Linked DNA regions of Mus musculus: regions 1 and 3 are each linked to region 2. The links are chromatin loops, found by intact Hi-C in ENCODE. Cell type or tissue: left cerebral cortex. All regions are shown on one strand. Region 1 overlaps Fmn1 (formin 1). Region 2 overlaps Ryr3 (ryanodine receptor 3). Region 3 holds the start of LOC115489624 (a small nuclear RNA gene).

Region 1 (8,000 bases), 620 kb after region 2:
CAGTAAAAGAGCCATTCTTCTGGAAAGATCTTATGATGGTTACCTGAATGACCCAAAGAAATACGTCAAATGGCAAAGTCAACAATGTACTTTTTGGTTTCTGTTTTATAGACTCCTGTAGATATTAAATGAAGATTTTTTTAAGCCACAGAAGTAATGCCTAAGCTGACATCTTGTGTAGTGTTTAGAGTTCAGGACTGCCTGTTGCAGTTATATGCAGGGTCTTGAAACACTGTGTGGATAATCAAGACTACTATATTGCTATTATGCAGCCTCTTTAGGTTTGTGAATCACTGACGAGTTGTCTTAATTAAAACAGAAAATTATTTATTGACTACTATAGCTATGAAGCAGGGAAAAATTGAAGAGCTGAACCCTGAGCCAGGAATCTTCTAGGACATAGCTAGAAAAAAGGATGTGAATATTTTCTATTTACAAAACCCAGACTAGTGATTGCTTCTTTCAGTTTCACGGATACAATTTGATGGAGAGAAAAGTTCGTTGACATTAGCAGGCATTCTCTGGCCCATGTCCCCTGAAAAGTCTAGCTGTGGGTGGCCACTAGAGCTTGCCTTTATATGCTGTGAGCAGCTGACTCCAGTCTTTTGAATGGCACTCATACAAGATCCATCATCTTACTTTGCAACTTATGAATACATTCCTAATTTCAGCCTGCCTCTCCTCCTAGAGTGAAAGGGGGAAAGAACAGAAACTAGCATTCATGAAACAAAAAACAAAAACGTAATATTTATCTGTAGCTATAGCAATAGCATGTGAGAATATATAGCTATAGACCTGATGCCTTCTAGTAATTACAGAGTTCTCTTTGGTACACTAGATCTTTCCTCAGTCATTGCTCTTGCATTTAGTAAGAAGATTTAGGTTGAGCTGGATTTCTTTGGGTGGCAACCACCATTTAGTACTGAAGTCTGGACCATTGACAGTCCAGCTCAGAAAACACAATAGTCTGCTGCTAACTTCTCCTTCAGACTCTGTTCATGTCCCACCAAATCCCCATCAATCCCATGGCAGCTGGCTGATCATTACAGCCTACTTGATTCTACCTCTTTTTTTTTCTGTCAGGTAGTAGTAATGAACCCCAGAAAATCTGAGGCTGACTCTTGCTCCCCTGATCAGTGGGAATATATTATTAAGCAGAGGCCTGCCCAGAGCCTTCAGAACTTAGGGCCTAGAATCACGTGAGACTGATGGACTTGCCCACGGTGGATAGAGGAAGTCCTGAGTGTTGTAGGCTTGGGTGAATGTGTGTTGTAGTATGGACATGGCCATGCCAGGACCAAACTCATAGGAAAAGGCCAAAGCCTTCTCTGGGCGAGGCTCAGGCAAATGACAAAGCTTCTTTTCCTGGCTCAAGTATGAATGTTGGTAATATGTGCAGAAAATGTCCACCATAGCTTTCTCCTTAAGAATATTTATAGCCTGAAGACTGGTCCCCTACAGAGATTGCCCCTACAGAGATTAGCTAAACTTGCCTAATAAGCCAGGTGATACTATAAAGGCTGCCTCCTTGTTTATCTGTGATAATCTTAGCTCCCTATTCTTCTGTATGTAACAAGCCTGCCTCTCTGTTCAACAGTATATAAAAAGCACATTGAGTTTCTAAGGTGTGGGACAAGTTCAACTGTGTCACCAGGCAGAAAAACTGGTAAAGTTCAACAGATTAAGGAAACCCAGCAATTCTCATAATTGAGAACAGTAGACAAGATACCTGTCCTGGAGCACGTAGCACCTCACTAAGAGGATCATACCAACTGGTCATGTAGCATAGAGCCCAGAATTGTCCATGCTAATGAGGTATCTAGATGGGCTGCCCAGAGGGTTTAACCAATAAGCTTCCCTTCTTGGACATTTCCCTCCTGCAAAAGACATTTAATCTCTTTTGCACCATGAATAAACAGTTGGGACAAACAAGGACTGTCTCTCTCATCAAGAACCGTTGTCAGTTGAAGCCTTCATTACAGAGCTGCACAGCCTAAGTCCTGACACTTACGGTGAGCTGAGCCAGATTCTCCCATCCCAGGGCTCATCTCAGGCCCATGGGCCCTGTTCTTAACTCCTCCCTGTTCCCAGTGGTGTCTGGGTGTCCAGGAGATTGGGAACCACAGCCTCAGCCTGAACCATTTCTCACCTGGAAAGACATGGGTTGGGACCCCTCATCTTAGCCTGTGTTCTGCCTCCCCTGAGCGGTGTGTCAATGGCGTGTCCCAGGATCTGATGGTGGTGAGGAACTAACATAGCCTAGTGGTTCCGTGTTTTTTCTCCCCAAGTGGCTTTCACATATATCAGTGGCAAGGTGAAATGCAGAGCCACCCTAGGGTGCTGTGATTTCTCCATCAGAGACCTCAGTCCACCTGAAACCCATGTTTATATAAGTGTGTCCATTTGTCCATTCTTTCTTTATTCCCTCAATGGCCCTCTTATCAGGTCAACTTCCTAGAGCCATATGAGGATGCAGCAGTTGTTGCTAACCCTTCCATTTATGATCTCCTATAGCCGTGTAGGAAAAGATATATCGGCATGTATGGGTTACATGCTTGATCACTTTCCACCTTATTGTTTGAGATAGAATAGATAGATACTGAAACTGGAGTTCATCTATTAGGCCAGGCTACAGTGAGCTGCAGGGATCTGACTGCATCTGCCCCACCCGTCCAGCACTGCAGCCACAGATGCACACTGTGCTGCATCCAACTCTTTAAGTGGGTACTAGGGGTTGGAACTTGGGTCCTCATACTTATATGGCAGGCCTTTTACACACTGAGCTACCTCCCCAACTTCCTCATTGATTTTTCTTTTAAGGGTACAAATATTAAGACTCAAATTTACACTGTTTTAAAAATAGACACGATCTAACAATTTTCTTTCTTTCTTTTTTTTTTTTTTTTTTGCAAAGAAAATAGTGTCAAGTCTCTTCAGCAAAGTAACACCTTTAGTAATTTACATGAAATTATCCAATCGTTCCTTTACTGTTTTATCCTTTTCAGTAATGCATGCTGTTCTAGATTCTGTGGCAAATTACAGAACTATTTTAGGATTAAATTAGCTGGAAGGCATTGCTGCAGGAATAGACTTTTGTTGCCTGTTGCCCTAGCAATGTGTTCTCATTTCCTTTGCCAGTTGGTTTCTCCGTGGCTTGAGCAAAGCTGAGTCCCTTGAAAAGTCATTCACCCACCCCACCCCATCCCTGGGTGTGAGCAAGCCCGTGGCTTTCCCCAGGAATCGGGTATATTCCTGCCCTTCATCTGTACATTTTCATTTCAAATAAGGGAAGAGAGCATTAATTATTTGGAACTTGTGTTTATCAGCAGACTCACCACTGGCCTATATAATTCTCCTTTGGTTGTGTAACATGTGAGCCCACAATAAAAGCCCGACTCCTGATAGATACATTTGTCTCTACAACACCCATCAGCCCAACCCTTTTCGTTACACTGAAGCATTGCTGACAATCTTGTACTGATTTATGATTTCTCATCAACCTCAGGCTGTAAGATCCCTATTTTCCTATTTACTGTAATTTTTCCCAGTGAATGTTTATCATGAATTTGAATACATTGATAAGTCCTTTTTGGCCAAGAAAGAGAATTCAATTCTGTTCTTAGTATAGTTTTAACTCACTTTATGGATCAGTTGCCTTCATAAAGATTTTGGCTTATGGAATCAATTTTCTTTTAGTACATTGATTTTTTTCTGCTGACATGCAATTTAAATCGGAGCTGTGTTTTCTGGTGCAATAATGGCCTAAAGACATAGCAAAATCACACTGATGATTGCAACAGTCCCCTTGAGGGGACTCAAATATTGGTGTGATGCTAAAAGCAAGCTAATTAATTAAACATGATTAGGACTAGCTTCATGTTTGAGCAAATGGATCCAAGGTGTAATGAAAAGAATCTGTGGTACTTTAGCTGAACAAAACATGTTGACAAGACCCTGAGTTCTCCAATGTCCTCCTACATGAAACTCCTCTTTTGCTTCAATGGTTTGTTGTCCATGTTTGGTTGGTTTGGTTTGGTTTTCTGGATCATATTATACATTGAAGGAGAGAATCAGAAACAACAAAAATACCTAAAAGCAAGTAAAATGAATTTGAGAATATGCCTACTGAACCATTCCTTTGACCATGAGTGTGAACTCCTTATACCTATGTGTTCTGGGAAAGAAAGCATCATATTATTTCCCTTGTTTCTTGAAGACATACACTAAGCCATAAAGGACCCGAAGAGATTTGTGCCAGCGTCAAAGATTGGAATGGTGCAGAGATGGTGATTCATTCTTAGCACTTCGCCACTGGAATTCCTTTAGGGTTAGTCAGGACTCTAGGTAACTTGGGGAGAACAGCTAGCCTTTTGTAAGCTCAGTTACACAAGGATGCCAATTGTAGCTGTTATTCAGATGTGATATTGCTGCCAAATATGTCTGAGGAGGTCTCTGGTCTTGTGCCTTTATTGATTTATTTATTGTGCTTCTCTTTTGTACCAATTGAATCGTCTTCACCTGAGAAAGAAAGTAGTATACTTAACTACATCCCTCCCTTATTTGGGGCTATGTCAATTTCCCGTTCTCTGTCAGAACAGAAGGTGAGAAGGGGTTGATCACTTTGATAGCTCACTGGAGAATGGATGGACCAATCACAGTATCGCTATTATTCTAAATGAGTACCGTGGGTAGCAGACAGCAAGGGCCTATGTGCATTAGTAAATATGAACATGTTAGAAGGCAGGAAATAGATATCATTGCCAGCGCCAATATTTGTCAGAGTTCCTGATGGAAAGTTAAAGAGTAGAGTTAGTAAGTCCAAACTTGAAGGTAGTTTTTAGAGGCTATGTATGAACTGAATGACCTAGTTAAGAAAACAAGTCCAGGTTTATGGGTTTCCAGGAACTAACATGAGTGGGTGGCCCTTAGGAACACTCCTAGGCTTGAAAGGGAAACAAATTTCCATTGTTAGAAAGCTGACAAGAACTGCAGAATAGAAAAGCAGCAATCAGTAGGAGGTATGACTGTGGAAAACAGCAGCCTCAGAGATCTTGTGGGTGCAGTAAGTGTGGAATTACTCAGCCTGTTTCTCCTTTTATTCTCTAGCCTCTTGCTTGTGGTGTTAGAAGTTCTCAGCTAACTGGCAGCCACTGGAACCACAAGCTAACTTGGACAGATAATGTCTGTAAAGATTCTGGCTTGGGACTTCATTGTAGAGTAAGCTGGAAGGCCTGTCTTCCTAGGAACCGCTAATACATTCAGAGCTCTTTCTCTGGAGCTGGTTTTGTTTCTTCAAGATCAGTGTCCAACATATGCCTAACCATAGAGACTGAAAGGTTCCTGGGAGCAAAGCAGGGGAATTCAATAGCAGTGTTCAGAAAGCATATGATCTTTTCTAGGTTAACGATGTGTTCACCGTGTGCAACATTCCCCTAGCCAAAAGAACATTTAGGAGAATTAGGGAGTACCATTCAGTATTGAGCAGGTCTATATATTTCCTATGAATTCCACTTTAATTGTGACCCCAATTTCCTCTACTTTTTCTTGTGATTTTAACACTTGAGGTTAAGTATGTTCTTTAATTTTCAAATAGTTGGTTATACATTCTACATATGTCTGGAAAGAGTACATATTTTCCAATTATTGGGTGGGATATCTTATAACTATTAGATAAAATCTGGTAAGTCTTTGTATCCATTGATTTTGCAGTCTTATTTTTGAGATAGGGTCTCGCTACGTAGCCCAGGCTGTCCTGAACTTACTTAACCTTGAACTCATGGTAATCTTCCTGCTTCAGCTTCCTGAGTGGTGGAGTTCCAGGCACAAGCCACCATTCCTGACTTCACTGATTTTCTGTCAGTCTTTTATGGCAATTAATAAGAGAGTAATATGGAAGTCTCTCCATATAATTTTGAATTTGTATATTTCTCCATCCATTTCTGGTAGTTTTGTTTCACGTACCGGTACCTTTTATTAGGTATCAGTAGTACAAATTTAGGATTGTTATAACTTTGCAATAAAGTGAGTCGCCTTATGTCATTCTTTCCCATTCCTTTTGACTGCCAGCACTCACCATCTTCTCCCTTCTTAGTTCTGATTGGAAGCTTGTGCTAGTGTCCAGCTTCCCCTACCTGATTCAATAGTAGTCCTTTTATCAGTGGTTTTCAGCAAATTTGTTTAGTGCTGGTTTGTTGCGTTTGTCTTGCTTGTGGTTAGTTGAAACATTTTATTCCATGGGTTTCTAACCTTCTTCAAACTTGAAACATTAAAGCTAGTATCTCTTTGAATATTTTCTGTCCAACCCCAATGCTCCTAATTATATTCATGCTAGAATGCTTAAAATGTCAGATAAGTCACCAGGGCTCATTTCATTTTTCCTTTGCAATCCAGAAATCAGCATTTGGCAGAAATCATGGACAGTTGTGTGGCTTACCTCACACACTTCTACTTTCCCAGGGATTAGATTGCTGCTTGCCATTGGACATCAAAAGCTAATTGTTGCCTATAGTCTGTTTTATTGTGTATGGCAGGAGGTTAATGATGGACAGTGGTCTCTGAATTTTGTTCTACTCACTTCTTGTTTTGTCCAGAGCAAGGCTAACTTCCTCCATCACCACTTTTCCATCTTTAAAATCAGGAGACTTTGCGCCTAGCTTACAGGGTCATTGAGAAGATCCCCAGCCACATGTAATATGTGTGTGTGTGTGTGTGTGTGTGTGTGTGTGTGTGTGTGTGTGTGTGTGTGTGTGTATACACAGAATAAATTCCTCATGTCAGACATTACTCAGCCTTAGAACAATCAGTTTGTTGGGAGACTTAATGTAGGTTGCCAGCACAAGGTGAAGGGATGTTGGAAAATGCTGGTGTCCAAGACAGTGATTTGAGAATCTAGCTGTTTCACAAAGACTTCTTTTTGTTTGTTTGTTTGTTTTTTGTTTTTTTGAGACAGGGTTTCTCTGTGTAGCCCTGGCTGTCCTGGAACTCACTTTTTAGACCTGGCTGGCCTTGAACTCCACCTGGCTCTGCCTCCAATTTCTGGGATTAAAGGCATGCACCACCACTGCCTGGCTTTTTTGTTTGTTTGTGTTTTTGACACAGACGCTCCTGATAGACAGTTCTCCGAGGCCATGCTTCTTTGACTAGAAGAGCAGGCAGCTTGGCATGCCTTAAACCCCAATCCTGCCAATAAAACTAGCACAGGTAACTGGAGAACAGTTGGTATGTCAATAAGGTTAATGTCAACATACTTCTATAGCTATTGCTATCAGAATTTTTTTATTAGAAAAAAATCTGTATCAGACCCAAAGGACCAGTCTTTTTTCTTTTGGCTACAGAAATGAAATAATGGAACATACTGTCATACTTTCTTTTACATCATGCCTAGAGTCTTATTCTCATCCCCTAAATGCTTATCATTGATAGTAAAAAGAGACTTATTTCCCCCTTTTTATCTTGCTATTTATATTCTCAGTTCTGTGAATCTCAAAATCGTTTCCCAGCAACCACATACATGGTGGCTCACAATCCTCTTTAATGGGATCCAATACTTTCTTCTGGTGTGTCTGAAGACAACGACAGTATACTCACATATATAAAATAAACAAATCTTTAGAATTTCATTCATATGTATGTTTTATTAGCCAATGCTTATCAGTTTACAGTTTTTTTCTTATCATCTCTCTTTAAATCATTACATATCCTTTTAACCCAGCCTTCCTACTGGGCAGTTATCCACAGAATAATTGGAATACTATTTCAAGAAAAAAATGTTAACAGTTTTACTTTTAGTGATTAAAAGTGTATGCTTTCTGTATTCTTGACTTTGCTTCAAAATGTTTAGTAAGCATTCCTTATCAACCAACATATCTATTTTTTTTGATAACTTAGGCATTTGAAGTATTAACATCTGTTTTCTTAAGCATTTACTCTCTGAGACTATACAGAGGACCTAATGTCTCAGGACTCATACAACTTGGTAAACATTTTTCAGCCATTTGACA
Region 2 (8,000 bases):
AATAGATTATTATGTCAAGTTAAAAAAATGACAGGCTCAGAAAGACAAATACCACATTTTATTGCATATGTAGGAGGTAGATTTAATTGTAAATTTATGTACATTTGTATGTATGCGTGTGTGTGAAAGGAAGGAAGACATCTAGAAGAAGAGGGAACAAGAGGAGAAGGTAATAGAATATATGTCTTAAAAGCAGTATGGGGTGGCTATTTGGGAGGGGGAAGGAGACCAGCAAGAGGGGGACAAAAAAGAACAAAGTACAATCACACACACACATACACACACACACGCACACACACACCCCTGCACATGCACCCAAGAGGACCCCACAAAGAAATACATCTCTTTATATGGTAACCCTAAAAATTAATTAAAATAAAGATCTGTTTCCTGAAGTTAGCTTTACTTTACTAATGTGTTAGGGGTTTAATTAGTCCCAATAGCAATGCTTACTGACTTGACAAAATGATTAAAATGTTTTTACTTATATTTTTGTCCTCTCCTAAAATATTATCACTTAAAATATCTCCTGGGTGTTGCAAAGACCCCAAAGAACAAAATAAAACAAACAACTCAAAGACATCCTCTGCTGAATTGTATCACCCTTAATTTATACACTGAAACTCTAAGCTCCAATAAATCAGAATGTTATCATTGGAGATAAGACCTGTGAAGAAGATGCTAAGTGGAAAGGGGGCTTCCAGGGTGGTGTCCTTATCAAAAGGAGAAAGAGCTGTACAAAGCTGCAGCAGGGTGCTTATACAGAAGACAGGCCCCGTAGGACACATCAAGAGGGTAGCCATCTGTAAACCAAGGAAAGAGGCCTCAGAAGAAATTAAATCTGATAACACTTGGGCTTGGCTTTCCAGGCTGGGGAACTGAGAAAATTAACTTCTGGTGTTTAAGTCACACTGTCTGTGGCCATTTATTACAGAGGCCCCAGAAGATGAATATACCCTTACACCACAAAGTAAATGTGCCCAGTTAGATAGAAATAAGTGGCACAGACACAGGCATGCATTCTGCCTGATTCATGGTAGGCTCTTACCCATGATTAGTTAAATACATCTGAAGCTGTTGTAACACAGAACTTCAATAAATTCTTAATTGACATCTCATGGTAGCAGACATGGATCTACAAGTTGGCTGACAATTATCTGCCATGGCTATGCCAGGAGGATCTTTATGAGTGCTAACATCATCCACCTATCTGTGTGGCACTTCAAATAGATGGAGTATGGCTGCCAAGATAGTTTTATCATAAGATGTCGGTCCCCTGCCTTCTCAACCCAAGTTCTTTGAGCCTTCTTATTCTATTGGGTAGGAAGAGAAGACAATGTATTTTAAAAATGAACTTTCACCTCAGCTTCTCAGATATATTTCCTAGGGTCTCCTCATCCCCCTTTGGCTTTTCTTCCTATTGCTTAGTTGATTTTTTTCTGTGACTCCCTTAGGTGGTTGTGGTGCTCAGGGAGCTGACATATTTCTGCAAGGATCTCACCTACCCAGAGGGCTTGTTCTCCCTCCATGATCTCTGTCTGCATCTCAGAAAACCTTTCTGAGATGTAAGTACTATATAGCCAGATCCCCAGTTAACATTTACATCTGGGAACCCCAAAGCACCTCTGTGCCATGCCCTGTACTCATGGGAGTGTCTAACCATTTTACATCAGAGTATCATATTGTTATTTACAAAGTATATCTCCAGGAACTATTGTAATTAATGTACAAACATGCAAAACAAAATGTCCTCATCTTGAAGTTTATAAAGTGTTGTTTTGGACTGCATTCACACCCCTCTTCAACTGCATTTGACCTGTAAGCTGTGGGTTGGGCTTATCTGCAAGAGAGCCAACCCAATATTTGGTTAATGGTTGCTATTTGTCTTCCCTAGGTCTTCAAGATTTAAACACTTCTCACATCTTCTGTGTCAATATTAACTGAAGTCAGCACCCACTCATGCTTGGATTATTGAAGGTAATTCTTGGCAATTCTTGCCCCAGGTCTTGTTTCTATCCAGTTAATTTCCTTACTGAAGCCTTCTAAACCACACAACATACTGTGCTGCTCCCTTGCTGGGGGCCTTTGTGTTTCTATTACTCATGGTTCTCCAGGGATATGCCATAATATAATTAGAACAAGCATGGGATCTTGAGCTTAACTTTAATTAATTTAGTTTCCCTGTGGCACTGAGGAATGACATAGTCTCCATACCTCCATTTCCTTTCCATGACTTCTGAACAACAACAACAACAACAACAACAACAACAACAACAACAACAACAGTAATGATAAAACTTGTTCTGAGGGTCACACAAGTGAACTTCTATTATAGTAAAGTCCAATTTCTGGCCATTCCCATCATCCTTCTCACCATACTTCCTTGTACTCTATGCTTCCACCATGCTTGGTTTTCTGCTATCCTGGACATGGACTTTCCTGGCTAAACCCTAAACACTCCTGGCATGTTTCCCCAACAATATAGCTAGCTGATTAGCTTCTGCTCATCCTGTTGGAGTAATTATTTAATTCTGACCCTGGGTTTCTACCCTACCCTTGGTTATTGAGTTCCTGGATAATTAAAACACACAACCTTTATATTTACAATAAGCCTTAAGGATTATTTATGTTTAAACAGCACAATAGCTAGGCAGATGCCTAGTGTCTATGCTATTAGAATCTACTTTCCTATTGATATCCCAGGTTATTACTTATGTTTCATCTGGGCTGCTCTTAACTCCAGTTGGGCAATCTCAGGGCCACATTCTCTTGACTACTAACCCATGGTGGCTTTTCTTTTCTCCTCCTGCACTTCTTATTCCCCTTCTGGTCTTCTTCTGACCCCAAGCCCATGAAACTTAAGCCCCTCCTATGTCTCTTCTGCCCACCTATTGGCTGTTGGCATCTTTACTTACCAATCAGAAATAACTTAGTGGCGCCACTTAGTGTCTTAAGTTCAGACTCTCTCTTCTTGGAGGCCCACACTTAGCATTTCAATAAATAGCGAAAGACCAAAACTCAATACACCCCTGTCATTGCATTCTCTTAAGTGTCTGCTTTTTTCCCCTCGTTCTCTCAAAGCTGCTCACTGTAGAGTGTGGATGGCCTTTGCCCTCTACCACTCTCTTCCCACCCCATCAGGGTTGCTTTCCACATTTAGGACACAGATGGTTGGTTTTATCAGCCATTCAGTCAAGCAAGTAATTCCATCGTGGAAAGATTTCCAATCAAATACTTACTGAAGTCTCACCAAAGCACACTATGGTTATTTTCTTTTTTAATAGACTTAAACATTCCACTTACTAATTCTTAATGTAGCACCCCTAGTAAAGATATATACAATACTCGGTACCGAAAGCATAGACCTTTCTAGAGTGCTTATTCTAACTCATAGAGCATTGCATCTTTATTAACACTGGACAGACCCGCTTGGCCATCTCCACTATCAGGAACTGTATTCAGAATCCCAGTAGAGGGCAGCTACGTGCCTGTGTGCAGCATACTGACTTCACAGCTTCCTGTTAGGTCTCTTTCATATGTGGACTCATGAGTTAGATCACACGGACACATTTTCTTTAAGATCCACAGGCCTCCAAGTGATATTCCATGTAGACAGGTGGAACGAGCTTCCACCTCTGAAGAACAAAAATGTCCACACTCTTATGCCTAAGCAGCTGGCTACCTTTGCTCATACATGATCATGCATGACCATAGTGGTGCCATCTTTGCTCATATAGGATCATGTATGACTACAGTAGTGCCAGGCTCTCATAATATACCACATTTTTACTAGTATGAAGTGGGTCTGAATGCAAACTCAGACATTGGCTTGTTTATTCTGTGCGGCTGCTATTGAGTTGGGAGAAAAATAACACATTGTTTTCCCAACAACTAGTTACCTTCTCAAGATCCGGTTCTTCTAAGCCCAGTGCTAGTTCATTATTGTCCATCACAGAGGAGGCTGCCACATCCAGTGGGGTGGACCCCCTCATCGATGGGGACGCTGAGGGTGGAGCAAAAAGAAACTGGCCATTAAGGCTACCCTGGTCTGATCTGAGACTGCAGTGCACAAGCATGAACACGAGAGGGCAGCAAATACATTGAAACCTGGCCCAAGTGGCTGTTCTCAGAGGGCTGCTGGCTTTAGGAAAGTTATATTTGTTTTCCTTCCTTCTCACATGTATACTAATTAACTCGAAACTACTCTGCAGAGTGGGTTGCGACTATGTAGTTTCGAGTACCGTTGTAACACAAAACAGCTTGGGGTCTCCACTTGGTAATTACTCAAACGACTCAGAGGTTCCCTCATTGTCTGGGCTGAAATGAGTTGGAAAATCTTGGAGTTACCACTTGGAGTTTAAAAATAGTCCCCAACTGCAGGAGTTCGTAGAGTTACATTAGTGTACTAATGTTGTCTGTGATATTTATTTTTGGTTTGTTTAGCTCTTAGACTATAATTATTAAAAACTTCAAATGGCAGCTTACAAGGAGGAGGCAGAGGAGGAGGAAGAGGAGGAAGTAGAGGAACAGGAGACTATTTTAGATAGCCTGAGGTTGCATTTGATAAACGAAACAACAACAACAAAAAAGGAAACAAAAGTAAGGTTTCAGATTTCAAGTGCATGGGTTTGTGTATTCCATAATTCATTTGGTTTATATCCAACATGGTTGAGTCAGGTAACACAGTGAGTTGCTTAGCTCACAGTGGTGATGAGCTACTATTTGTCTACATCCATTATCATGTTGTTCATCCATAGCTGTTCTTGGCCAGTCTGCTACGCTGCTAAGGGCAGAATTTGCTGTTTGGCTGGTGGGCCAGGTCAGGAATGACTCCTGCAGCAAGCTTGCCAAGAAAGGATTGGATGCATGACCTTGGTCTTAAGAGCTCGGCTCACTGATCAGCTGAGTGGGCTGGGAGAGATGTTGCCCTCAGATTACATTCTCAATTCTAGACAGAATTTTAAAAAGCACAGGCCACTGGGCCTGAGAGGGGAGATTGACTCAGTCACCAATGCAGCTACTAGCAACAACTATACACAGAGTGGAGAGCTCAGACATGTTTGTACACATTTGGTTTTAGAATAGGCCGGCTCTGGTTTTGCACATACATGTATCATAGAGTACATGTGGATCCTTTCCCCTTTTCTCCTAAGTAGTCAGGAGGAAGAGTGGATGCCTGGGTCCAGAGGTGGGAATTATAATTCGTGCCACACATACCTAGACCCACACTACTGTTCTCCAGCAGGTAACTTAGATGCTCAAACATGGCCTTCTGATTTTGCCGGCTAATTCGACAGAAATAGCAAAGGAAGCGACAGCAGCTAGCAACCATCTTTGGGAAGGCAATCTGTGGGCAGAAGCAGAAGTATTAGAGAGGCAAATCTCTCACAAGGCCTTCATGAATCTTAAAAAGGAATCTTAGGTTGAAGTCGCACAAGCTATGAACTATTTGGAACATGAAGTTTTTTCTTACACCTCTTCCCCCTCAGACATTTGTAGGAGGAACAGAACACAGAATGCCTAAGAATGAGGCTTCTCAAAATATTGGATATTGGCTATAGTTCCCCAAGATCTTTCCTTCAAAGGAAAACATCCACCAATTATAACCTTATATGTTTCCTTATAAGTCCCATGAAAATGTATGAACCTGCCCATTGTTTCCAGCTGGAATGAGCAAAATTCTGAAAGGTGATATCAGAAAGAGAGTAGGGAGATCGTAGAAAAACATGGGCAGTTAGTCCATTAAACCTTGGATCCTCTGAGTCATGGGTGCCCCACGACCCCAACAGTTAAGAAAGTCTGAAAGGCAACATGCTCTGTTTCTGTGAACATGTCCCTAAGTATGTGCTCCCAACCACTGCTCTTCTGTAGGTGCCTAAGGCACTTGTCACCAGATGCACACAGGTTAGCATGGAGATGTCATCCTTCATTCCTTGATTTGTGTGCCTTCCCTGACTAACAATGTGATTCCCGTCTCTTTGCCAAGCTAGTTTGGACCTTACAGAACTCAAACAACAATGTCAGAATTCTAGAAAGACCTTAATTTTACCCCTTTAGAACCATGGGAGGGGGGGTGGTGCTCTAAGAGACAGTTCTGAAATCTACAGTCAATGAGACATCCTGATGTGCTTAGGGAAGTTCTGTGGAGAGATTTAGCTTTCCGAGAGAGAGAGAGAGAGAGAGAGAGAGAGAGAGAGAGAGAGAGAGAGAGAGAGAGAGAGACAGAGAGAGAGACAGAGAGAGAGACAGAGAGAGAGACAGAGAGAGAGACAGAGAGAGAGACAGAGAGAGAGACAGAGAGAGAGACAGAGAGAGAGACAGAGAGAGAGAGACAGAGAGACAGAGAGAGGAAGGAGGGAGAGGGAGAGACAGAGAGAGGAGAAGGAAAAGAAGAGAGAGAGAGAGAGAGAGAGAGAGAGAGAGATATTGATTTGAAACCATTCTCTATATATTACCCTCCAAAGTCATGCAGTCTAGGTCAGTTAGTAGATAAAATACACCCTGCTGCATGGAAGGACTGAGCAGCATCTGGTCCCTACCACCCACATAAAAGCAACGTGGGAATAGTGGCCCATCTGTAGTTCCAGTCTTCAGGGGCAGAGACATGGGATTCCCAGAACAATCTGTTTAGGTAGACTATCTGAATTTGTGATCTCTGGGTTCAGTGAAAGACCACTTGCCTCTATAAATAAAATGGAGAGGAATCTAGAAACATAATTTATGTCAACTCCAGACCTCTGTATGTGTGTATATACTTGTGGGTACACACTTACACAAGTGTATTCATATATATGTAAGCATGCCCACATGTATGTGTGTACACTACACATATACACACATACAACAACAACAACAACAAGAAGGAGCCATTCAGTTTAAGTAATATCTTAGGGAAACTGGGATTAAATGCTCAGTTGCACCCTATGAAGCAGCAATGCCCTGCTTCTTGGACTCTTTTGGTGTTGTAAAAATTTTTGCCTATTCCAAGGGGGGAAACCTGAGACAACAGATAGCAGAGTAAGTCACTTCCTGTACTTGCGCCCCAGCGTCAGTCCCTGGCTGAGCACAGCGTTACCTGCGACTTCTCAGTACCCAGCACATTGACCATCACTTCCATCACAGTCTCATGCATGCCGAGGACTCTCATCAGGTTGGGGTGCTGGTAAAACACCTTGTTGTTCATTATGTCCCTAAGGAAGCAAGCAGAGGGAGAGCTCAGCGCTGACTGCTTTTCTGCTATGAAAATTCAGGAATGAGGCACATCAACTGTGTAGATGAAGTAACACTGAAGTGATAGGCTGAAAAAATACGAAGGTCGTGGAATACATATGAAATTGTTGTTGTTTAGCTCACCCAAAAAGGAGCACAAAATCTTTCTAAGTGTTTGCTCTTTCCCTCTAAAGTGTTTATTTTTTAATAATATTTAAACAACTCTCCCTTATCCTCTTTTTTTTTTGCTTATAATCGATTCTAAGACCACCCCAATCGCTGGGTTTCTCTTTTTCTGTGTCCCCAGGAACCTCCTTTCTCCCCTTGGAGCTGTGTCTCTTTATACTCCGTTTCCGAATGATAGGCCTGCATGTCATTCTTAAGGGCATTGTGTATTAGATACCATGAAGTCTGTGGATACCAGACTTCAAAAGTCAATGGCATGAACATGTATCAGCCACCGCACCTTTGGCTACTTAACACAAACTCACATAATGAAGCTTAGGCAAGTAAGAGCCTGGAGATGGAGCACCTGCCTGGACCTAGGCTGGAGGGGGAGAGGCCATTCCTGCAGCCCATTTCCCTACTATTTCTATTCTCTCTTAATTTCTATTAGGATTTTCCTTTCTTGCAAATCAATTTAAAGAATGTATGCACACATCCTTTCTCTCCTGAGAGTCATCCTAGCCACTTTCTTGGTCCTTAGTGATGCTTCTATAGTTTGCCAGCTCAAAGGATGGTGAGAGAAGTGTTGCTTTTGATTTTAATCATGTAACATTGTGGGCTGGCCA
Region 3 (8,000 bases), 490 kb after region 2:
TGGCAGCTGTTTCAACCCAGCCTTCACTCTCTAAAGCTTGTTGAAAATTTAGAGAGTAATGGGCTAATAGAAATCAGGCAGCCAAGTTCTTGGCTTATTTTGTTTCTTGGGGGGTGGGTATTTATTTGTTTTGTTTTGTTTTGTTTCCCTGAGGGTTTATATTGGAAGTATAAATTATTTTTGTATTTGTCAACTGACATACATGCATCTGTCACTGTCCCTTAACATTTACTCCCCCCTGCCCCCCAGAATAAGTACAAGCAAGGAAGAGAAAGGATGGAAAGAACAAACATTTAAAAGGTTTCCAAACCAAATGTGATCTGTTCTGAGATCTGAAGATCCAACTATGATCTATTTTGCTGAAATGTAGTTTGCATGATATGCTGAGATAGTATCTGGGAAAGTGAGAGCACAGAAGCTTCATCTTGACTCTGACATGCCTGAGGAGCATCTCGCTTTTGCCATCTCCTTTCCGTGTGCCAATATGCTGCACGGTAGGTCCTTTGGGTTTGTAACAGTTGTCTGTATTCATATCTAGGAAGGAAGCAATGGAAGACGCTGGACAGAACCCGTTGGATGATGAGTAAGTAATCCACTAACAGGGAGCCAGAAAGATGACTGCTCTAGAAATTTCCAGTGATCCATGCCTCAGTTGTGAAGATGTTCTTTCTTAAGCCTGAGAACCTTGGAAGAAATTTCAGTTCCATTTTCCCTTATTTCATTACACACTGCCACAGTGGGACCTTGAGCAGAAGCTGTTCTGTCACTCAGTACATCAGCTTGGTTCAGGGGAAAGATCCGTTCCCCTCCCTCCTTCCCCAGAAAGCCAGAAAGATTCTGATAGACTGAGACAGATAATATTCAAGTTTGTAACAAAAGGCAAGAATTTTCTTTTATTTCCCACCTTTAACTGCCTTACAGATATTAATTAGATGCCATATTTTCCATATAAAATTTTGGAGGTGAATAAGTTAGAGTCCAATTGTTTATATAAAAAATATGGTTTTCCTTTTGTACACAAAAGATTTGCATCTTAGTGAGTATTGCTTAATAATATTTAAAATGAAAATGTGACAAATGTTTACTTTCTGAGGAATACCACAGAAATTGGTTAATTATGAAAAAAAGCAATCAAATCAATTAGGTGTGTAAACAACAGGAGACTAGAGGATGAAAGAGAATACATGTGTGTCCTTTTGGAGTTGTGGGGTTTTGTGGTGAGTTTAGTCATTATGATGCTTTTCCTGTAGAGCTGAGATTACAGAAATACCAACTTTAGAAGCCATAAAACAGAATCTCAAGTACCTGAACTCAGACCTTGAAAAGGATCTACAGAGGCTGGATGAGGCCAATCAGATTCTCCTCAGAAAGATTCAAAAGAAAGAAGAATCTATACAAAGGTCAGGCTTTGCCCTTGGTGAAGGAGAGGCTCCTCACGTGATGTCCCATAGCCTAAAGGGAAGCAAGGGGGGTCAGTTCCCTGGTGGAAATTTCAGTGTGTGATTTAAATTCTGAAACTTGACCTCTGTGCTCCCCCCACCCCCCGCCCAAAGACTTGGGTGTGGATCCTTGCATCAATTTCTTCATTTCGTTGACATTTTATTGCACTGTCACTCCGGCGTGATTTCAGTGGCAGCTTCCTTTGGACTGATCCACACCTGAGTAACTTTGTTTTTCAGTCTTGAGAGAGATATTGCCCTGTCCATAGGAAGAGTCCCAGAGAGGGATGACTTCAATGAGATCCTAGCACAGAAGGAGACTGCCTTGAAGGACTTGGAGCTGGAGTCAGCAAAGCTGGTGAGAAGACTTCTAAAGGAGACCTTAAGAAACCCTCTGCAGCCATCGCTCTGTCTGTCCCCAGGGTCTCTGCATATGCCCCTTGCCTCTGTGGCTACAGAAATCATAGCTGCCGGGGGTGGGTGGGTGGGTGGGTGGGGGTGTGGTCTCTGTGACAATGAAGCACAAGGCATGGGCATACGACCTTGACTCTGTCCCAGGTCCTCTATGAAGGACCGAGGTGCACTTAACTGACACCCTTATCCCCACATATTATGTCAGTGGTCTTGAAAGCAGAATCTGTTTGTCTCCTTTAACTCTTTCTTCCTACAGGAGAAAAAGAATAAGACCCTAAGCAAGAATGTGATGGAACTTCAGAAGAAGGTAAGGGCATGATCACGAAGGTGGTTTTCCCAGGGCGAGGCTTATCCATTGCACTCCAGATGTGCTGACCCCTGTGATTTCCCCAAATGCGGGAAATTCGACTGCATAATTTGTTTGTGGTAGTGGGGGACTGCGTTCGTGCTCTCCCCTGGAAAAAAAAGAAAAAAAAAAAACAAGAAGGTAAGGGGACATCCCAAATTGTAAGGTACCCTATTTCCAACAGCATTATCATTACAAAACAAAGGCTGGTGAAATGGACAGAAGACATATGTGGTGAATTCAGGGAATATAACTCACATGCACGAATGCACACGCGCGCGCGCGCACACACACACATATGTGTATATGTATATTTTTTCTCATCAGTTATATGTAACCACATAAAATATAGATTATATGCTACATACAAATGAAGTGAATTTTCACACACTTGAGTCTATCTTGAAATATGACTGATTTCTAAAGAATCTTCTGAACTCTCTAGTCAGATAAACAAGAAGACGGTAAACATTTGCCCTACGCCCCCATCACCTTCAGTCTTCAGACGCAAATTTGTCCTCCAGACATGCCAGGCTGTGGGAAAAGGGCTAAATAGTTACGTGAGCAACAATGTCCCATTCTTTCCCCGATTCCTCCTGTTAAGCCCATGCTTCTCTCCTCAGTGTGGAGCTATGGTGGTCATGGGGACAGAAAAGGATGTCCAGTCAGGGCTTAGTGCTCAAGAGCACATACTCTTACAGAGAACCTGAATCTGGTCCCCGTACCTAGGTCAGGTGGTTCACAGTCACCTCTCCTTCAAGGTCCAAGGACTTGAAGCCATTCTCTCTGGATGACAAAGACAGCTGTACTCACATTTACATACACACCTACACACATACACCTACACATCTACACACGCACACCTACACACCTACACATGCACACACAAACACACACACAATTACAAATACGAATCTTTAAAAAAAAAACAGGAAGGAAGGAAGGAAGGAAGGGAAGAAAGAAAGGAAGAAAGAAAGAAAGAAAGAAAGAAAGAAAGAAAGAAAGAAAGAAAGAAAGGAGAGAGAGAGAAGGGAGGGAGGGAGGGAGGCAGTCAAGAAGGAAAGAAAAGAAAGAAGAGAAAAAAGAAAAGAAAAGAAAAAAGAGAAGAGAAAAGAAAAGAAAAAAGAAAAGAAAAGGAAAGGAAAGAAAAGGAAAGGAAAGAAGAGAAAGAAGAGAAAAAAAGAAAAGGAAAGGAAAGGAAAGAAGAGAAAGAAGAGAGAGAGAAGCCTCTTCACTCAGGATTGAGTTAGCAGCTCCCACCGGGTCAAAGAGACATGTTTCCATTCAAGATGTTTCTGTACCCGAGTTAGTAAGCACAAGTGTTCCGCTGGCTAAGACCCCAGCCTAACCTTATCCTAGCTCATCTGTTTGCCTTGAGGAGCTCACAGCTACTTCAATGATATTTCAGATTTCAAAAGGACTCAAGAACATTGCCTCTGATCCAGAAACCCTGAAAAAGAAAGTAACAGAATTCAAGGTGAGTCACACAGCAAGCTGGGACATTTTTGTGACACGTGTATCAGTCCTAGGTCCTAGGAGGCTGTTTTCATGGCTTCTCCTAGGTGTGGCGCTAGACGTGCCCATTTGTGTATTAGAGGTGTGCCAACATCCTTTATTGCCATGGGCTACCCTGACAGTTCTGTTCGCACTAGAGGTGGCTACATTGCCTTTGGGTGGAAGGGGATGTCTCGAAAGCCTCATCAGTTAAGAAAACACATTCCAAACACTTACTGGAGTCTGTCTTCTCTGGAGAAGTTTATATCTAAATGAGGACACATAGATACAGACATCCAAATAGAAAGAAAATGCTAATTCCCACAGTTATATAAGGATGCACTGGTGATCGTAGACGGTTTGCCAAGCACTGGCTTATAGGGTGAATTTTATTTTCGAGTTTCACTTTGTCTTTTTCCTCAATTAGAAAGTAAAGCAAGTGAAAGTATTCATTTGTAAGACTCTATTATTTGCACCTCAATGTCTAGAGCATTCTATCCTCTGGCAGAGGTCCAGTAAATATTTGTTAAGTGGACAAATGCGTCGACTCAGACTGGGGACAAGCCTATTGTGGAGCTCTGTGTGGTTTTAGGGGACAAGTGTGGCATCTGGCTGAGGCCAACATCAAGAGCTCCATTGTCTGCTTTTCTCTGAACAAGTCGAATGTCTCCTATGACCCTCGTGTGACTTAGAGAGCATAAGCGTACCATGCTCACTGAGTACAGGGAGCAGTGGTGGTCATTGGTCAGTGCAGGGGAGGAGAATGGCCACATTCAATGGAGAGTCAGCCTACTGGGGTTTAATGTCAGTTTGCCATTGTGAGATTTAGCTAAGTTTGTTTATAACTTCTCTGTCCTCAATACATGATAGCAGCTCTGAGTTTGGTTTTTGCTGGCCTGGGTTTTCCTTGCACAAAGGAATGCTGTTCATTTTCTGCCATTACCATCTTCCCTAGGTGAAACTACAAAAGTCAACCGAGTCCTGTGCACAACAAGAGAAGGAAATCGCCAAGGTTAGATTAGACCAGTGCCTCTTCCACTGAGGGTCTGCCTAGGACATATGTAGAAGGGAAAGTCCGAGGGTCTTTAGAACAGTTTTCAGGCATGGCAGGGAGGGGGCAGGGAAGTCTGGCAAGTGAATTTCTGATTCACAGGCAGGTGGAAAAAGCACTGTCATTAAATACTGACCTTAAAATGTTTAAAAACCCTCATCTGCCCCAAATACCTTGTACAACCCCAGAGCCAACAGTCTACTGCATTCCTTTCTGTTTTCCAAAGAGACTCAGGACAACTTGGGTAAATTCTATCCCTCCCCCCTCTCAAATTTAGGTCCTGTGCCTGAATACTAGGTCACCTCTTAGTGAGGTTGTGGCTGTTTCCCTTCAAGTAAGGGGTTGCTAGGTAACCAGCCACAGGTCCAATGGACTAGGCAGGTTCCCAGGGAAGCAGCCAATGCTTGGTACCCATTGAAGTCATGAGGTTTGTGCTTTCTTCTTTTCCTAGATGGAAAGTGACTACCAATCTGTATTTCAGCTCTGTGAAGACCAGGCCCACTACATAAAGGTACAACGTCTCAGAGGACAGTCAGATGGAGACATGTCTCCCCAAGTCTGGAGAAAGCTGCTTTCTTGTTAGGCTACCCTCAGCTATGTAAAAATGCCTTTTGTTCAGTTGACATGACCACCAAACAGGAATGCTCTAGACAATGTGGGGAAACCTTGTCATACATTATTTTCCTCAATGCATTTGTCTAGTAAGTAAGTCTGAGGAGTTCTGAAGGCACTGAGGTTTCAGGGAGCTGGGGTCTGTGCTCCGGGAACACAGTGCAGCTCAGATCTGGGATCTAAGCGCAAGCAAGGCCTAGAAGAGGAACTTTTTTTTTCTATGCCCATCCTCTGATTAGTACCCTGATTTGTTTTTTATTAGAACACCCCTACCTTGTACCCCCTGTTATGTGAAATGTTTGGAATGTTAGTTGTTTAGTGGAATATTCCTATCAGTGACTTTGAAATAAAGACAACAATTCTTGTTTATGATGCCCTCCCTGCCCATGGGAAGAAATACCAAGAAATTCTGAGGGAGATGGAGAAGGAAAAAGAAGTGATGCTGCTTGAGAAAGAAATGTAAGTCTGGGAAATAATGCCCTCTGGTACACTGCACTGCTGGCCCTAGGCAGTCCCTGGGAGGCACGGCGTTCTCAGAACAATTGGTGTCACGGTGTCACGAAGTGAAGGACCCACAGCAGGTCATTTCCCACAACCTCTATTCTTGCTCCAGACTGAACACTCAAAATCATTCAAACTGGTCTTCTGCCCTCCCCAGCAACTGGGTCCTGAAATCTCTTTATGATGCTCTTTTCATAGTTGAGGGCAGTGTTCCCAACACTAATAGAGCTATGTTCCAGGGGAAATTACAGTGAAGAGATATGTACCCTCAAGACACAAATGACTGGCATCTGTGTGTGTCACAATTTTTCCCAGGACATTGGTACAATGGAATGACCTGAGATCTGTAGATGTTTTTCACGGGATTTGACACACTTACTTTTTGTTTATACTTCTTAATTGTATCGCATCTTACACAATATACATAGAACATACACGTCTTAAATACGTAGCTGTTAGATTTTTTTCTATGTATATACACATTAGTACCACTGAAATCCAAATATAGACTACTACAAGCCCCAGAAGTCTCCTTGAATGCTCTACCCTGTCAACATCCCTTGCAGAGGTATCCCCTAGTCTGGCCATTCTAAACCTCTATCCTCAATTTCTCTATAGACTCAGCCTATGTTCTCTTTCTCTGAGGATTATCTCTACTGTATCATGTGACTTGCTCTTTATAATATCCCAATGTATGAATATGACAGCACTAAGCTCTCACTGACAAACACTTTGACCATTTTAAGTTTGGGTATATTAAAATCTGCTATATAATGTCCTCATGTATGCCTTTTGATAGATGTATCCTTCCATTTGTGAGTGGTCATTCAGGTACACATATCTTTGTTGTACTGGATGAAACAATTTTCTGCAGTGGCTGAATCAGCATCCTCATAAGGACTCTGGAGAGCTCTGGGCTGGACTGTGGCTCTACGGGTGAAGGCGCTCTTTCTGTTGGCTTATTGTTTCCCTTGGGCCTTAAGTTCAGTTCTCAGAAGCTCAAAACTTCTATGATTTACCCCAGATTCATATTTACTGTTTAAACTTTATATATTTTTACACTTGAACTCACCTGAAATCTATGTCTTCCGTGTCCAAATAGCCCTGTACAATCTTTAAACTTTAAATAATTTAAAACTGTAACATTTACAGAGGTCATGCATTTCCTCTTGATGCCTTGTGGCTTTGTAGATGAGGGACCTTATGCGTGTAAGCATATGTGTTTTCACATGCTTTGTCCTGTACAATTAATCTATGTCTCTGTCCTTTCACATATACTGAACTGTTTTAATTATCCCAGCTTCATAGTTAGCCTTAATATATGGTAGAAATAATCTGCAAGTGTTTTGTTCTTATTTAAGATTATTTTGTCTATTTTGGACCCACAAATTTCAATATAAATATTTTATGTTAGTCTCATAATTTCTACCAAAATAATAAAAACTGACTGAGATTTTCATTGCAATTGTTGGTATTTGCAAATAAAATTTAGAAGTTAATTAATGTCTAGCTAATAGTTGTTCCAACTTTATCCTTCCATTTGTTTAGATCTTCTTTAACATTCATACAGTGTACTGTCATTCTCTGTAGTATTCACATACATTTTTTGATCATACTGATAGTTTTAGATATGGTAAATGTTACATTCATTTGCTTTTAGGATCAATCATTTACCACTATCTAGGAGCATGTAGACTTCTGGATACAGAATCATGTCCATTGACCTTGCTTCCTGATTTTTTTTTCTTTGAGTCTTGAGTTACACAGAGATATCACTAGGAGCCAACTTCTAGATTGACAGGCAAGCCCATGTAGATATTTGCTTTGATGGTCTTGAACTCTAGACTCGGCCTCCTCAGCCAGTTTTTGTCACTACTTTCTGCTCAGACTCTATTTCCCTACAGCTCGAGTTGGCACATGTTCTTGATGGAGAGCCACGGGGAAGGAAGAGCTCCTCTAAGTGCTTCACCCGACTCGGGTGTCCCTTGGACTCCCAAGCACTTTATCCAATGCATTCTATGCATTTCACTCACTTCTGCAGTTACTTTTGGAAAATTGGCTGGCCTGACACAAGCTACTTCATCATGGAAGAGCTGGGAGCCTGTGCCAATTCTCCCTTTACATGTTTATTGATTACTATAAA

Evidence for each region. A loop is a pair of places that touch in the nucleus more often than their neighbours do. Peaks named below come from ENCODE experiments on the same cell type or tissue, not always from the same donor. Only the 100,000 strongest peaks of a DNase experiment are listed, where the experiment ranks them.
Region 1: a loop joins it to region 2, with 4 times the contacts of the local background. A loop is called at or near these places in 10 of 42 quality-filtered maps.
Region 3: a loop joins it to region 2, with 3 times the contacts of the local background. A loop is called at or near these places in 23 of 42 quality-filtered maps.

The regions. Positions count from the first base shown.
Region 1 is chr2:113,416,584-113,424,583 of GRCm38, forward strand. All of the region lies in intron 2 of Fmn1 (formin 1), which reads left to right. Among named protein-coding and RNA genes, the nearest start is that of Gm13963, 29 kb to the left of the region's middle. In left cerebral cortex, no CTCF peak of the experiment used is centred here; DNase peaks (open chromatin) are centred at 3,130, 4,285 and 5,065; H3K27ac peaks cover 1,057 bases.
Region 2 is chr2:112,796,086-112,804,085 of GRCm38, forward strand. It overlaps Ryr3 (ryanodine receptor 3), which reads right to left. Exons shown (of 104, transcript NM_001319156.1): 40 at 7,076-7,190; 41 at 5,218-5,347; 42 at 3,900-4,003. Among named protein-coding and RNA genes, the nearest start is that of Gm22676, 300 kb to the left of the region's middle. In left cerebral cortex, a CTCF peak has its summit at 4,075 (motif pointing right); DNase peaks (open chromatin) are centred at 4,074, 5,388 and 6,566.
Region 3 is chr2:113,286,128-113,294,127 of GRCm38, forward strand. It overlaps Tmco5b (transmembrane and coiled-coil domains 5B), which reads left to right. Exons shown (of 12, transcript NM_029232.2): 2 at 539-583; 3 at 1,251-1,400; 4 at 1,680-1,797; 5 at 2,110-2,160; 6 at 3,608-3,676; 7 at 4,649-4,705; 8 at 5,196-5,255; 9 at 5,751-5,815. The coding sequence starts at 549. It overlaps LOC115489624 (a small nuclear RNA gene), which reads left to right and starts at 2,146; the gene lies at 2,146-2,311. In left cerebral cortex, no CTCF peak of the experiment used is centred here; DNase peaks (open chromatin) are centred at 3,761, 4,006 and 5,072.